Linked DNA regions of Homo sapiens: all the other regions are linked to region 1. The links are chromatin contacts, found by Hi-C or POLR2A ChIA-PET in ENCODE. All regions are on one chromosome and are shown on one strand. The core of a region is the stretch at or near the end of the contact, and the rest is flanking DNA. Distances in the headings are between cores, read along the strand shown.

What was found. Hi-C counts contacts between places; a loop is a spot of excess contacts on that map. ChIA-PET counts read pairs that join two places held with the same protein, here RNA polymerase II (POLR2A). Pooled maps may share reads with other maps.
Region 2: a loop to region 1 is called in a pooled map, with 2.0 times the contacts of the local background. The contact joins the promoter of PCDHGC5 here to the promoter of DELE1 in region 1. A Hi-C loop is called at or near these places in 1 of 37 single-sample maps with no recorded cell type and 3 of 50 pooled maps. POLR2A ChIA-PET finds 5 or more read pairs at or near these places in 2 of 52 experiments (both activated T-cell).
Region 3: a map of naive thymus-derived CD4-positive, alpha-beta T cell shows a loop between it and region 1 (14-fold over the local background). The contact joins the enhancer-like site here to the promoter of DELE1 in region 1. A Hi-C loop is called at or near these places in 1 of 168 maps with a recorded cell type or tissue (naive thymus-derived CD4-positive, alpha-beta T cell), 3 of 37 single-sample maps with no recorded cell type and 8 of 50 pooled maps. POLR2A ChIA-PET finds 5 or more read pairs at or near these places in 1 of 52 experiments (GM12878).
Region 4: a pooled map shows a loop between it and region 1 (4-fold over the local background). The contact joins the enhancer-like site here to the promoter of DELE1 in region 1. A Hi-C loop is called at or near these places in 1 of 37 single-sample maps with no recorded cell type and 4 of 50 pooled maps. POLR2A ChIA-PET finds 5 or more read pairs at or near these places in 1 of 52 experiments (activated T-cell).

What each region holds. Positions count from the first base shown.
Region 1 is chr5:141,921,768-141,925,524 of GRCh38, reverse strand. It overlaps DELE1 (DAP3 binding cell death enhancer 1), which reads right to left and starts at 1,654. Exons shown (of 12, transcript NM_014773.5): 1 at 1,553-1,654; 2 at 830-944; 3 at 1-115. The coding sequence starts at 1,583. RefSeq lists an enhancer at 1,260-1,773.
Region 2 is chr5:141,487,046-141,490,802 of GRCh38, reverse strand. It overlaps PCDHGC5 (protocadherin gamma subfamily C, 5), which reads right to left and starts at 1,722. Exons shown (of 4, transcript NM_018929.3): 1 at 1-1,722. The coding sequence starts at 1,562. The region is part of intron 1 of PCDHGA1 (protocadherin gamma subfamily A, 1); the gene reads right to left. The region is part of intron 1 of PCDHGA2 (protocadherin gamma subfamily A, 2); the gene reads right to left. All of the region lies in intron 1 of PCDHGA3 (protocadherin gamma subfamily A, 3), which reads right to left. It also overlaps PCDHGB1, PCDHGA4, PCDHGB2, PCDHGA5, PCDHGB3 and PCDHGA6, and 13 more genes.
Region 3 is chr5:142,355,002-142,358,758 of GRCh38, reverse strand. All of the region lies in intron 3 of SPRY4-AS1 (SPRY4 antisense RNA 1), which reads right to left. Among named protein-coding and RNA genes, the nearest start is that of SPRY4-AS1, 32 kb to the right of the region's middle. RefSeq lists a silencer at 1,409-2,058 and enhancers at 2,096-2,897, 2,898-3,699. Within about 2 kb of position 1,683, at least 34 of the 41 ENCODE cell types and tissues checked have a DNase peak (open chromatin) inside an H3K27ac peak, as active enhancers do.
Region 4 is chr5:141,512,014-141,515,770 of GRCh38, reverse strand. It overlaps PCDHGA1 (protocadherin gamma subfamily A, 1), which reads right to left. Exons shown (of 4, transcript NM_018912.3): 4 at 2,796-3,757. PCDHGA2 (protocadherin gamma subfamily A, 2) reads right to left here. Exons shown (of 4, transcript NM_018915.4): 4 at 2,796-3,757. PCDHGA3 (protocadherin gamma subfamily A, 3) reads right to left here. Exons shown (of 4, transcript NM_018916.4): 4 at 2,796-3,757. PCDHGB1 (protocadherin gamma subfamily B, 1) reads right to left here. Exons shown (of 4, transcript NM_018922.3): 4 at 2,796-3,757. It also overlaps PCDHGA4, PCDHGB2, PCDHGA5, PCDHGB3, PCDHGA6 and PCDHGA7, and 14 more genes. Among named protein-coding and RNA genes, the nearest start is that of PCDHGC5, 25 kb to the right of the region's middle. RefSeq lists enhancers at 360-985, 957-1,206, 986-1,611, 1,947-2,066, 1,612-2,237. Within about 2 kb of position 1,775, at least 33 of the 41 ENCODE cell types and tissues checked have a DNase peak (open chromatin) inside an H3K27ac peak, as active enhancers do.

The sequences.
Region 1 (3,757 bases), core at 405-2,904:
AGATATGGCATCCCATAGGGTGTTCGGGGAGACACGGGAAGACATCCATTGGAAGGCATCCTTCCATCCATGGGACCTTGGACCCCCGCTCGTGCCTGGGCCATGGGGACCTGACCTAGATGATGAAATAAGAGGCTATCAAGTAGGGGCAAAGGGAGACCAGGGACTGGGTGCGGTGGCTCACACCTGTAATCCCAACAATTTGGGAGGCTGAGGTGGGTGGATCACGAGGTCAGGAGTTCAAGACCAGCCTGGTCAAGATGGTGAAACCCCATCTCTACTAAAAATATAAAAATTGGCTGGGTACAGTGGCTCACACTGTAATCCCAGCACTTTGGGAGGCTGAGGCGGGCAGATCATGAGATCAGGAGATCAAGACCATCCTGGCTAACATGGTGAAACCCCGTCTCTACTAAAAATACAAAAAAAATTAGCCAGGCGTGATGGTGCATGCCTGAAATCCCAGCTACTTGGGAGGCTGAGGCAGCAGAATCGCTTGAACCCAGGAGGCGGAGGTTTCAGTGAGCCAAGATCGCGCCACTGCACTCCAGCCTGGGCGACAGAGCGAGACTCTGTCTCAAAAAAAATAAAATAAAATAAAAATTAGCAGGGTGTGGTGACGGGTGCCTGTAATCCCAGCTACTCGGGAGGCTGAGGCAGAGAACTGCTTGAACCTGGGAGGCGGAGGTTGCAGTGAGCTGAGATTGCCCCACTGCACTCCAGCCTGGGCGACAGAATGAGACTCCATCTCAAAAAACAACAAAAAAAAAAAAATAAAAAAAAAGGGTGACTAGGGGAGGAAATGAGTGGTAAAATGGCAGTATCTTACCTGTCGAGGTTAGGCACAGGAACCAGCAAAGTGGAGGAGGTAGTCTGAGGCCCATCTGGGCTGGTGGACTTAGGAGTCACCCTCCAGAGGCTAGGTCCCAGTGTACGGGGAAGAGCTGTACAGAACAACCAAAACTCAGGCACCTCAACAAGAACCCAGGAATCACTGTCATCTGCCTCAGCAGAGGTTCTTAAACATGGATACACATGGGAATCTTTTATCTACTACAGATTCTAGGGTAGTACCCCAGAACCAATAAACTAAGATTTCTCAGGGTAGAGCATCCACGTTTTTTAAAAGCGCCCATGTGATTCTGCTGGTCTCCTGTGGATGCCAACCACTGTTCTAAGATGACCAAACGTTCATACATATACTCTCACTAATGTTTGGGGCTCTTTGACTCTAAACCTCTCCTCTCTTCACTGGCTATGCCTACTCCATTGGCCCCTAATCCTCTTTCATTCATTCAGTCCACCATCTCCTGCCATTGGACTCCTCCCCCTCCCAACAGTCCTACCAACTTCTTGGACTCCACCCTCTTCTAGCTAGGCCCATCCACATCTCAAATTCCAGCAGCCCCTGACTTCCCCGCCCTCTTTCAAGCCCCGCCTTCCTTGGCTCTAACCCGGCCCACGATCGCTTCGGCTGTTTCCTCGGGCCCGCCCCCACTCCAGTTCGGTCTTTGCGGCCCAGAGTGACGCTGGTTGCTTGGACGTCCCTTACCTCGGCCCAGGAGTCCCGGGAGGCGCCACATGTCGCTGCCAGCACCACAGAGAGCTCGCAGCCGAAAGCGCGAGACCAACCCTTGGGACAGCGGCTAGAAAGGCCGCCGCGATGCCCCGAGTGGCCGAGTACCCGAGGAAGCTCTGAGCTGGCCAATTAGAAGGGAGCCCGGCCGGAAAGACGGCGCTGCAGAGAGGAAGTGCAGGGCGGAGGCGTATTCGGGGCCAGCGGGGCGGTGACGTGCGGCAAGGGCATGGGGATGTGGGCCCAGGCTTCCGTGGGGGATGTCCTTGGCGTTCCCAAGCCGAGGCAGGGGACCGCAGGTGGCGAAGCGAGCCACCCGGAAGCGGGACCTTCGGGAAGTGGGGCTGGAGCGGCTTCAGGGAAGTAAGAGGACCTTGCAGACCGTGAGGCCGCGAACCAGGAAAGGCTTCTCCAGGCCCTAGGCTTGAGGAAGTGGGAGTAACCAGGCTCCATGGGCGGAGGAGAGGACCCCCGGGGTCCCACAAATGAAGCCAGTAGGCCGGGCTTCCGTCCAAGGCCACCTGCCTGGAGATGCCAGGCCAGGGCCCGACTGCGTAGGCGATGAGAAACCGCACAGGGCAAGGCTTTGATTCTGGGTTCTAGCTCCGGTCCAGCTTTATCTCACTGTGCAGCTTCATGCCAACCCCTTACCTTGTCGGGGCCCCAATACGCGCCAGATAGGGTCAAATGGAATGACTGGCCTGACAAGCTGAGATTCTTGGGTAGCTCCTTTCAAAATACCTGAGACACCACCCGCGCCCTATTAGAACCCTCGTCTTCAGACGTGGCAAAAGTTATGTATGTGTTTGTTCTTTTGTGGAAAAGAATAGTTCCGTCTGGTCCCGGTGGCTCACGCCTGTAATCCCAGCACTCTGGGAGGCCGAGGCGGGCGGATCACCTGAGGTCAGGAGTTTGAGACCAGCCTGGCCAACATGGTGAAACCCTGTCTCTACTAAAAATACAAAAATCAGTTGCGCGTGGTGGTGGGCGCCTGTAATCCTAGCTACTCTGGAGGCTGAGGCAGGAGAATTGCTTGAACACGGGAGACGGGAGGTTGCAGTGAGCCGAGATCGCGCCTGGGCGACAGAGTGAGACTCCATCTCAAAAAAAAAAGGAAAAAAAAATAGTTCCTTTCACCACATTTGAATCCGTGAAATAACGGAGCTTACATTCAAGTATAAGATGTTTAGATTTCCTCCCTATCCCCTTCCTCCAGGTATGTGACTTTAAGGTGAGTGGAAGTTGCTACCTGGGGTAAAAGTGTACTGGGGGCACCTACTTTTAGACCGAGGCATGTGGCTTGAAAGTTGTATTAATATGTTAGACAACTTTTTTTTTTCTTTTGAGACGGATTCTCTGTCGCCCAGGCTGGAGTGCAATGGTGTGATCTCGGCTCACTGCAACCTCTGCCTCCCAGGTTCAAGCGATTCTCTTGCCTCAGCCTCCCAAGTAGCTGAGATTACAGGCGCCTGCTACCACATCCTGCTAATTTTTGTATTTTTAGTAGAGACAGGGTTTCACCATGTTGGCCAGGTTGGTCTCGAACTCCTGGACCTCAGGTGATCCTCCTGCCTTGGCCTTCCAAAGTGCTGGGATTACAGGCTTGAGCCACCGTGCCTGGCCGTTAAAGAACTTTTGAGCCATATATCAGCCCGTTCTAGGATCTGAGAAGACAGCTGAGGAAAGAGCATTTGTGGCCTCCAGGAACACGGTCCAGTGGATTAGTAGTGGGCTTTGGAGTCCCACAAATCTGGGTTGGAATCACAGCTTGCTTACTTCGTAGGTATGTTATCTTGTGCAGGTTCCTTAACCACACTAAGTCTCAAGAGCTTCATCCGTAAAATAGGGAAAATACCTCATGCAATTGTTGTGAGGTTTAAATAAAATAATATGTTAAAAATGTTTAACTTGGTGTTTTGGGAATACCCTTCAAAAAATAAAAAATAAATAAATAAAAATGTTTAGCATAGTTCCTGGCACATAGTAAAAGCCCAGTAAGTGTAAGTTGCTATTAATTATATTAGTAGGGGAGGTAAGCAGGCAAGTGTAATAGGTTAGGTTCCCATAGAAGCATGAACAATGGATTGTGGGATCCCTTGGAAGGCTTCAGAAAAGTAGTTGCATTTGAGCGGGGCCTTTAAATGTGAATAAGAGCTTGCCAGGTGGAGAAGGAAGAAAGGC
Region 2 (3,757 bases), core at 473-2,972, 430 kb after region 1:
GTACGCTGGGCAAAGATCCGTCCATCCTCTGGGTTGACATACACAAAGGAGGAGGCTGGGGCTCCCTGAACCTGATTTCCTACAATGGAGTAGGTGAGGCGGGCATTATCCCCAGTGTCTGGATCTGAGGCAGCCACAGTGCAAAGAAGGGAGCCCGGAGGCCGGTTTTCTAGGATGTAAGCAGTGTAAAGCTGCTGGTTGAAGCGGGGTGCATTGTCATTGACATCTGAAATGTTGAGCCTGATGGTGAGATGTTTGTGTAGGGAAGGTGAACCAGCATCGCTGGCCAGCAGCTCGATGATATAGTGGGATGTGGCCTCCCGGTCCAAAGGCTGGCTGGTTAGCAGCGAGTAGTGGTTCTCAGAAGGCTTAATCTGAAATGGCAGGTCCGGAGAGATATCAAGGCTCACTTCACCATTTCTACCTGAGTCCCGGTCTCGCACATTAAACAACCCCACTACTGTGCCCACTGGTGTGCTCTCTAGGACAGGGTTGGCCAAAGAGGCCAATAGCACCTCTGGGGCATTGTCATTGACATCCCCCACATCCACTTGAATCACACAGTGGCCCTCCATGGCAGGCTGTCCCTGGTCACGGGCTCTTGCATGAATTTCATAGAAACGTGACTCCTCAAAGTCTATGGGACCCAACACATGGATTGCCCCACTGCTAGGGTCTAGGCCAAAGAGGTTCCGCACTGCCTCAGATGTGTGGTCTCCAAAAGAATAGTCTAGTTGGCCGTTGGTGCCCTCGTCTGGATCAGTGGCATTGAGGCGGAGCAGCAGAGTACCAATGGGTGCATTCTCTGGGATTCCCACACGTAGAACTGAGGATTGGAAGGTTGGAGCATTATCATTGATGTCCAGCACGATGACAGAGATAAGGGTGGTCCCTGAGCGGGCTGGGGTCCCCCCATCCACAGCAGTAAGCACCAGCTGATGTCTTGCCTGGGCTTCACGATCCAGCTGCTGCTCTAGCACCAGCTCTGGGAATGGCTTCCCATCTTTTAGGGTCTTCACATTCAGAGAGAAGTGGCTGTTGGGGCTTAGAGTGTAAAAGCTCACAGTATTGGTGCCCACATCCGGATCCTGGGCACTGTCCAGTGGGAATCGTGCCCCAGATGCTGCTGATTCTGAGATGCGCATCTCTCGCTCAGGGGTGGCAAAGCTAGGAGAGTTGTCATTGAGATCCAGGATCTCTACCTCTACACGGATTAGCTCCAGGGGGTGTTCAGTCACCACCTGCACTGGCAGCAGGCAGCTGGTGCTGGCTCCACATAGGCTTTCTCGGTCAATCTTTTGATTCACTGCCAGGGCACCACTCATCAAGCTCAGGGAAAAATAGCGCCCATTCTCCTCAGAGCCCAATTGCAGCCGCCGGCTCAACAGATCTGTCATCTTTAAGCCCAGATCCTGAGCAACATTCCCCACCAGCGTCCCCGGCTCAGACTCCTCCACCACTGAGTAACGAAGCTGCCCAGACACCCAGCCCCAGCAGCACAAGGACAACATGCACAGCACTTGCCATTTCCCAGCGAGCTGTGGGAGTGTCTTGGGCCCCATGACCCAGAAGTCCCTTTGTGGAGAGTAAGTCTGTGCTGTCCTGTCTCCAAGGTAGACCCAGGGCTTGGAATGCAGCAGCTGAAGTCTCTTATGTCTCCTTCCAGCCTCTTAAAAACTGCTCGGAGGTTTGCCTGCTTGCAGCAGTTCTTAGTCACCGAGTGGCGGGGGTGGGCAGGGGGGAGGGGAGCTGAATTTGAGTGGAGCTGGGGAGCTGGAGGAGGAGAGGCGGGCTGGAAGAGCAGATCTCCCACCTCAGCTCTGAGTCTGATTGGCCAAAAAGTCTGTGTGCTCTCAACCAATTATGGAGTTTCCTCAATCCTGGAAACCTTGGGAACACAGGCTGCAAATCTGTGTCACAGAAGCTTCCTACCTCCCCACTCACTTCGTGCTGCAGGTTGATTCAGCCCCCTTGGCAGCAAAGTTTGACAGCTCAGATGGTACTCAACAGGGAAGACAAAGTGATACAAAACTCCTCAGCGTTCTGTCCCAGCAACTTCCTGCATGACTTCAGAAGCTTCCACCACTTTGCTTGAACCAGCAAAATCTTGTCCTTCTGGGAGAGGCAAAGCCCATGTATTCCCCCACCCTCCCCCATCCTGCTGAATGCTGCTAAGGTGAGAGAAAAGATTAGTAAGAACCTTGTAAAGTCTTGCCCTGACTCTCCAGCAATGCTTTGCGGAAATCTCAATGTCAGCTGACATGGGACTTAGCTTTTCTGACACCCCAGACCCCAAATGTGGAATGAGTGTTACAGTTTTTGGGTAGGGGAACATTTCTGGGGCTGAATCAGGTCACCCAGGAGGGTGGTCAGAGGCCAAGCATGGATGGCTTGGCTTCTAGGTTTCATGGTTTCACCAAATTCAGGAGAACTCAACTTAAAGATGCACAGGGTGGCTGTTTCTATGAATCAGCCAACTGTAAACCAGTTTTCTGACATAAGTGATTTCACTTACTGTTTTTTCCAAAGGTGATGACCAACCCGCCCCAACCTTCCAATTTACCGCATCTAGTTCAAATCCCCAGTAGGGACTTGATATGAGTCCTAAGACCCAGACCAAAAGATCTATGCCACCACTCTGATGCGTGCCTCTCTATTCCTTTAGTTCTCTCCTCTTTCTGCTGTCTCTATGTTTCAAATAGAGAGGTCCCTTCACAGTGTACTAGATACTGGGAGACAAAGATTTTATTTCCCCTCAATCCCTTGGGAAATGGTAACCTAGAGTTAAGGTACTTCAGAATCTGATCCCCTCTTTCAGGAAGAGTAGAGAAAACAGCCACCTTTGTCCAAGTGACTGCCTGGTGCACTGTACCCTGTGCACTGTAGCCTCCTGTGCTCCCACATTCCATCATCATGCTTCCACAACAGCCTGGCTCTTGATCACCAATTACTTTCATTTCTTACTCAGATATAGGCATGACCCGCCCCCAATGCTAAACTGTGACAACTCTGGTTAATTCACGAAACAGTTACAAAGCACAGCGTCTACCACATAGTTACCTCTTACAAAAATGGTGACATCACTATGGGCACTTACTGAGAGGCCAGTACTCTCTAGGACATGGCCTAGCCATATGCCTGGATCAGAATAACCCTCAAGCATTTGTTGAGCCTGCAAAGGTCTCACCTCTAGCCCATAGAGAAGATCAGAGGGTGGGCAGCTTGGGCGAACAGGCTCCCCTGCCATAGGTGCACTGGGTGACTTCACCATCATGAAGCTATCACTCCGAGTGGGTGCAGAAGCCAAGGGTGTACAGCCATGAGAGTGGCCTCCCACATCAACAAACTTGATAGGGTCATCTGACCCTAGCTGGATTCGGAGGATCCCATTGGAAGGGGGAAGCCCCTCCCTCCTTCGAGATCTGGTGAGACAGGCACAGGTGCCAGCAGGAAAGCATGTGACTCCACAGGCTGCCCCACGAAGACACTTAGAGAGTAGTGCCACGAATGAGCCAAAGGAGACAAAGCAAATTGCCACTAGGGACACAGCCAAGTAGAGGGTTAGACGAGATTCTCCTTCCCTTGGAGCTGAAGATTCTCGAAGATCTGGGACAACTGGATGAGTGTCTTCCTCTAAGGACACTAAGAGAGTAACAGAGGTAGAGAGTGGTGGACTACCACTATCCTTTACCACAATGACCAGCTTCTGTGGTGGGAGGTCAGCTGGGATAGGAACAGCCGTCCGCACCTCCCCAGC
Region 3 (3,757 bases), core at 434-2,933, 430 kb before region 1:
GAGAAAAATGCCAACCCCTGCTCCATCATTTCTAGGTGCACGACCTCTCTGGGTACCAACTTTTCGTGGCTTAGGATCAAATGAGAAAACACGTGCACAGCACCTGGCACAGTGCATGGCACATAGCAGGCACACGAAAACATTAGCTGTTAGGAACCGCACGTTTAATATTCAAAGTCAACCCTCCATACATCTCACCAGCTCTTACCATTGCCCCCTAGAGCTGAGAAATCTGAATAGAAGGGCTTGCATTGGACTGGGGCTATTCAGCCTTAGAAATCCAACTCCAGGTAATCGTTTAAAGGAGCCCATTTTCCTATTCAAGTAGAGTGAAAAGAACTCCACCTCAGTCCCCAAGCCACTCAGGACCTCTCATAAGGCTGGCAAAGGGAAGATTCCAGTCTGAGAGCACTGGCCACCTAACTCTATTCCCAGAAAGTGGAGTCCGGCCCAGAGCTCCCTGGAAGTTGAGGTAACAAGACCCAACAAAAATATCCTGTATTCTCTTCACCACCTGTCTCCGCAAGCGAGTAATAAGACAAAGTATTAAAGAGAGACATCACCAGTAATCAGAATGTGGTAACTAAATGAGTCTTTTGTCTTCCACTTACAATGTGCAAGCTGGTCCGGTTCCTCAGCCTCTCTGAACCTGCTTCCTCAACTGTTTAAAGAGAAAAGCAACCTCTACCTCCTGGGGCTGGTCAAAGGATGAAATGAGAGAATTCTGTTCAGCGGTGTCTAGGACATTAGCTGCTGCTTTTAGTTCAAGAAGCCCAGTGCAGCCTATGCCGGAATAAGCATTACTTGCTCCAAAAGAACACTCTGTACAGCAAAGGCAGCCCTTTCCTAGACCACAGACCACACCACTCCAACATGGGCCACAGGTTGGGAGCAAACACTTACTCCACCAGAGGCTTCCTGAAATCTTACAAGCAAATGGAGTGAAAGTAGAAACTGAGACCCAAACAGCTTCTGAAAAGTGGATGCCCGGCTGGAAGTGGTGAGGGACGTTCCCCCACGAAAAAACTTGGACTTGGCAATCATTGCTTTGGACTTCGCAATGTAAATTGCCACTTTTGATGACTTGGGGATTCTAGAATGTTCCGGTCGCTCACTGATTCACAAATATAAGGTCTGGGGTGACCTAAACCTGCATGGTGTGTTCCAAGAGCCCCCAAAGCGTTCCAAGAGCTGGTGACTTTCGGCTCACGTAACTAACCTGGGCCTCAGTTTCCCTCCAGACCCTAACGAAGGAGATAACGGTTGTTGCCTCTACAGGGAAGCTGCGAGGCTAAACGGGGATGGCGCGCTAAGGCGCTCCCTAGACACAGCACGGAGCTCCCCGCGCGCGGTTCCCATTCGCTCCCGGAGAGAAGGGCGGCGCGCGGGCTCACACAAAAGCCCAGGACCTTCCTCCGCTGCAACTGTAGAAAAAGCAACTGGAACGCGAGCTGGGGCAGCGGCCGGGCCGGGGGCTCCTCCCGCAGGCGCCCAGGAGCCGCTCGGCCCGTGGCCCGGCCGGGGAGCAGGCGCCCCGCGGGAGCGCTGAGGCCCCGCTGTGCCGAACCGGGCGGGGGCGGAGGAGGCGGAAGCGGGGGCGGCCGGAGCGCGGTGGGGATGTTTAAAGGAAATTTACAATCATTTCCTCTCTGTGGTTTGGTGACAAATCAACAACATCCTGTTCTTTTGTGAGGCTCCGGGCGCCTGCGAGGCGGAGGCAGCGCTCCGGCTCTTAAAGGGACACACACAGGGCCCCTCTCCCAACGGTTCCCTGCGGCTCCCCCCCAAAAAAATACAGCTTCCTCAAGGCGTCACCTCCGGGGGCGCGCGGCCGGAATGCGGGGGCTGTGGCCGGAGCCGCCGCCAGGCCACGACCTGGATCGCGTCCCTCACCACCCCCCACCCCGCCCGACGGGAGGAGACGGCCGCGGCGGCGGCGCACCAATCTGAAGGACGTCCCGGCCCGGGGCCATGTCCCGCCGAGGGGGTGGGCAGGGGGCGGAGGGGCGTCCTCCCGAGGGTTCCCGTCCCTCCCCCCAACCCCAGGGCAGCTCCGCCGGGCTTCGGACCTCCGGGTAGTTATCCCCCTCCCCCAATCCCCTGGCCTCGAGTTTTGCAGTCCCAAAACTCTGGATTTATGGTTAAAATGTCGACGTACGCACAGGAGGTTTATAAAATGCCAAAGCAGAGACTTCCCGAGCTGTAGAAGTAATGAGAATCAGATGGTCGGGACCAGGAAAAAAAAAAAAAAAAAAAAAAACTACTCAACTGGCCTCCTGGGATTTCGTTCATTCAGTCATTTAATGAGTATGTTTTACTAAGTGCTGGTCACTACTCTAAGCCCCCGCACCGCAGGAACAACACAGATACGGTTCCTGCCCACAGGGGGCTTAGATTCTCAAAAATGAATGAACAGGATTATTTCACATCTACAAGTGCTATGAGTTTTTTAATGGGTCACATTCTAGAACAGCGGCTTTCTGTAGGGACACCTCTCTGAGGGGTCTGACCTGAGGCATCCAAGGATGAAAAGGCAAGGGTGCTAGGAAGAACTGGGTTGGAAAGGTCCAAACATTATTATCAGGAAAGAGCTCAGAAGTCTCATCCCAAAGACCGAGTGAAGGGCAGCCCCAGGGCTGCATTTTCCCCTTGAATACAAGCCTTGATAAGGGGCTTGGGTCCTTCTGCTCTTGCTATATCGCCTGAGCCTTTCCTTTCATCTCTCGGCCTCACAGCTTCCTATAAGGAAAATGAGACACTGAACTAGATACAGTACTTCTCAACCTAGGTGCAAATGAGAATTCCCAGGGAGGCTTTCAAAAACACTGACACCCCTGACCCCACCTCAGACAAAGGGAATGAGGATCTTTGGTAATGGGGCCTAGGCACTGGCATTTCTGTAAGACTTCAAAAGTGAGTTTAGTGTACAACCAGGGTTAAGAGCCACTGACTTAGGGCCGGGCGCGGTGGCTCACGCCTGTAATCCCAGCACTTTGGGAGGCCGAGGCGGGCGGATCAGTTGAGGTCAGGAGTTTGAGACCAGCCTGACCAACATGGAGAAACCCCGTCTCTACTAAAAATACAAAATTAGCCGGGCGTGGTGGCGTGCACCTGTAATCCCAGCTGCTCAGGAGGCTGAGGCTGGAGAATCACTTGAACCCGGCAGGTGGAGGTTGCGGTGAGCTGAGATGGCGCCATTGCGTTGCAGCCTGGGCAACAAGAGCAAAACTCTGTTTCAAAAAAAAAAAAAAAAGAGCCACTGACCTAGATGATATTTAAAGTTTGGGTTTAAAATGCAGTAAGGTGGCTGGGCGCAGTGGCTCACGCCTGTTAATCCCAGCACTTTGGGAGGCCGAGGCAGGCAGATCATGAGGTCAGGAGATGGAGACCATCTCCTGGCCAACATGGCGAAACTCCGTCTCTACTAAAATACAAAAAATTAGCCGGGCGTGGTGGCACCGCCTGTAGTCCCAGCTACTTGGGAGGCTGAGGCAGTGGAATCCCTTGAACCCAGGAGGCAGAGGTTGCAGTGAGCCGAGATCGCGCCACTGCACTCCAGCCTGGTGACAGAGCAAGACTCCATCTCAAAATAAAATAAAATAAAATAAAATAAAGTGCAGTAAGAAGGCCAGGCGCGCTGGCTCACACCTGTAATCCTAGCACTTTGGGAGGCCAAGATGGGCAGATCACCTGAGGTCAGGAGTTTGAAACCAGCCTGGCCAACCAGCCTGGCCAACATGGTGAAACCCTGTATCTA
Region 4 (3,757 bases), core at 526-3,025, 410 kb after region 1:
CCTCTCTCCCAGGGAATCCGACACAGGAGGAACCCCTTCTCTGGTTGAGCTGGGCCAGGCCTAAGAGTAGCAGGAACTCTAAGACCACAGAGTTTTTTATAAATGTATAAATGTATCAAGCCAAATGTGCAGATGCTAACTGGACATTCTGGGGAACTGGGCACCAGGAGTGCCTTCATACACTGTACCCCAGCTCTCTTCTAAAAGAGAAGTGGGTGGGCACACTGAACTGTTTGGTGGCCCCAACCACAGGAAGCTGCAATTCTCTGGCTTAGGGTGATACTTTTGCCCTCCTTGTGCCCCTCTCAGCTTTCCATCCCCAGCTAGGAAGAAAGAATGGCACTCTTGGGCTTGGCCCAGAATTAGAGTTATTAGAGCAAGAGAGAGCTTAGGAAGCATGAGGGCAACTATAGTGAGGCCTTATTGCCAGGAGGGAGGGTTTTGGTTGCTGGCGCTTGTGTATAAAGGGGCAAGAGCAGCTCCTTTGGACTATTCCTGGGAGGACTCTGATGCAGGGCGTCTGTTGCTCCCCTGGGTCACCTCCTCCCTGCTCGCTGACATCTGGGGCTTTGACCCTTTCTTTTTTAATCTACTTTTGCTAAGATGCATTTAATAAAAAAAAAGAGAGAGAGAGAGAGGTGTGAGGGACAAAATGCAAACCTATTTCCCTTGCCTCATAGGCTTCTGGGATGTCATCACCTCCAGTTTGTTGGTTTTGTTTCCAACTGTTAATAAAGCATTGAAACAGTACTGCCTTACAGCTTCCTGTGTGAATTTCTGAGCTGTTTTCTTTTCACTCTAGTCCAGGCTCCTCTAGTCTTTCCTGCCTCAAATCCCTGGTTGACCTGACAAATCACTGTGAAAAAGCTAAAGGTGCCAGACACTTTACTTGGGCACAGGGCTAGAGATGATTAATACATGGTGGCTGCTGCCCCACCAGAGCTCACCTCAGGGCCGTTTGGCCACAGTAAAGGAGTGGGCGCCTGGTTCAGCTCCCTGACTCTTCCACATTGCTGCTACTTGGTTTGGAGCCCTTTTTTGGAACTCACTTGGAACCTTTCATGTTCCCAGATGTCACGCAAGGTTTCCTGGCAGTACCTGTGTCTCTTGCTGAGGGAAGCATCTGGCTCCCATTTTCTCATCCCCTCTGCTCTGTTGGTGGCCACAGACCACATTCCAGAGTAGAGGGGTTTACCCTGGGGTGGAAACCTGAGCCTGCCCAGCAGAGGTTGGGAGCCTGAGGTCATGCTCCAGATGACTTGCCACTTGGAGCCATACTTGTCTGAGCACGTTATGACCTGCACAAAAAAGCCAGACCAGCAATGAGCAGGCCCAGGATAGACAGGGAGAGGCCTGGAGAGGACCACAAACCCATTCGGGCGGGCTCTGGAACTGGAAATAAAAGCCTTTTAAATAGCCCTGGAGCCTGGGCAGCTGCCTCCTCAGTATGGCCTGAGGTGTGGGGATGGGTTGCCTGCCGCCTCCCTCCCGTCCCCCCGGAGGCCACGCCTTTCTGGTTCAGAGCTTTATAGGCACACATACCAATTAGGGGACAAACCACAGCTGCTCACGCGCTCTGCCAGTCTGCTGCTGTGCCTGGAATAGAACCCAGGCGCCCGGCACCCCGCCCCTCCGCAGCCTGGCTCTGAGTAACAAAACCCTGCTTCCATCTCAGCAACCGTGCACACCACCCTTCCTCCCACGCTAGAAAGTCGCCCCCAGATTCTTAAGTTGGAAGGTTTGGTTCCCATGACAACAGACTTGAGCTGGCAGAATGGGTGACCTGGCTCTGGGAGCCTCCGCAGCGCGGAGGAAGCCGCATACCCTTGCTGACCAGCCAGATAACCGCAGTGGCTCTGTCTTTGTGTTCTTGGGTCCTTCCGGGTAGTTCCCCTTTTAAGTCCCCCTTCACCCCCAGCTCCGTGTTTTTCTGCAGCTTCTCTGGCTGCAGCAACCTCGGAATCCCACAGTGCTTCGAGGAGGCAGGCGGAGGGGGCGGGGAGATGGGAGAGCAGGCGAGTGAGTGGAAAAGCACCGACAGGAAGGAGGGAGGGGAGCTGAGTCTGCGATGGATCTCATTTCCTGCACGTCCTTTCAGTCCCCTTGACCCCCGCAAGAAGAGGATGAGCCCTCCAATTTCTTAGGCTTCGCTACGGAGATGTCAGCGGGAAGGCGAATTCCAGATGGGGAAACTGAGGCTCGAGCTGCAGACTTGGCTTTGGAAGAATCACCTCCCGCATTCCCTCCCACTCCCGCGGCTTTCCCAAAACCCCTAGGCAGCGGGGGTGGGGGTGCGGGGGCAAAGGAGAGTCTACCCTCCTCCCGTGAAGCCCTCCGGGGCGCTTCGGGTAGGCAATTTTAGTCAGGAAGGGGCGGGAACTAACGAAACGTCCTCTCCCCTCTACCCAAGGCGTTTGCCCGGCGCCAACCCGCCCCCGCCCGCGCCGGGGTCTCCTCTTCTGCCTGGAGACAGCCGCAAGCTTAGACTGCACACTCCACTGCACACTGACACGCCGCACTCAGATCCCCACCCCCACAGCGGACCGATCACACAATGGCACACGGTACACAGATCCATAGGCACACAATCGCACACTGTCTCATAGGCACAACGGCATTGCAAGCATACACAACCATATTGCACAGTCACACACACACACGCAATTCGGAAACATCTAGACGCGCAATGACACAAAGTGGCCTCCCGATTCCGCCCTTCTTCCAGCACCCACCTCAGCTCATCACTTCATGCACACATGCCAGGAGCTTCCATCGCTTATACAGAAACGTTCAGCTTTTCAGAAGAAACGTTTTATTATTTTTTTGTCGAAGAAAAAAAGCCATATAAATATTAGAGTATAAAACTTGCGTGAGACACAGGAAGAGGGTGGGGTGGGAGCTACGTGACTATGCGAAGAGAAGCGCTTATAGGAGAAGTCAGTACGGGGGAGGGGGTCGCCTTAGCGCGTGGACACAGCACAAAACACAACACGGGCCGCCGCGGGCAGATCAAGGACAGACGGCTGCGCGGAGCCCGCCGCCCGCTGCCCACCCGCCATCACGTAAAAGCACACCGCACTACACTACTGGCTATTCTACACCAGCCGAAAGAGGGAGGGGGCGCTACACTACTGTAAGGGCAGGTCTGGGGTTCTCTGGCAGCCCCGCTGGATGGCCGGGGACCCAGGGGCAGAAGGGGGTGGGAGAAGAAGGTCTATGCACAAGGAGGCACTGGGGAACTTTAACCAGGCTATGGCCACTAGGGGGCGCACTGGGGACCTGGGCAGTGGCCTTCACGGAAGAGAAACGGCACCTGGCAAGGTGAAGGACTGAGGCTTCAGGAGGGCAGGGGCCCTGTTGAAGAAGCCCCATCCTGGGCTGAGACTTTCTGTTCATTTGGTCCCTGCCCTAGCTCCCTGCCTCCCCAACCCAGGGACTAAGAATGGCCTGGCTGGCCCACCCTTCCTGCTGGGGCTCCGCTGACCCTTCCACCAGTGGCACCTCTGGAGTACCCAGCACCCACAGAGGCCCCTCTGACCTCTCAAGGGGACCTGGTCCTAAACCTGCTTCGAGCTTCCTTGGACTGAAATGCCAGTTTAATCCATTGGTCCTGTTAGCTCAGCCCAAAGCTGGCTGCCTGGGCTGAGCCCTATTATGTAGTGGGAAGGGTCCAGCCTAGTTATTGGTTTATGGCTGGAATCTGGAGGATGTTGTCAGTCCCCTGAGGACATACAGAGCCTCCTCCAAGGCCTTGATA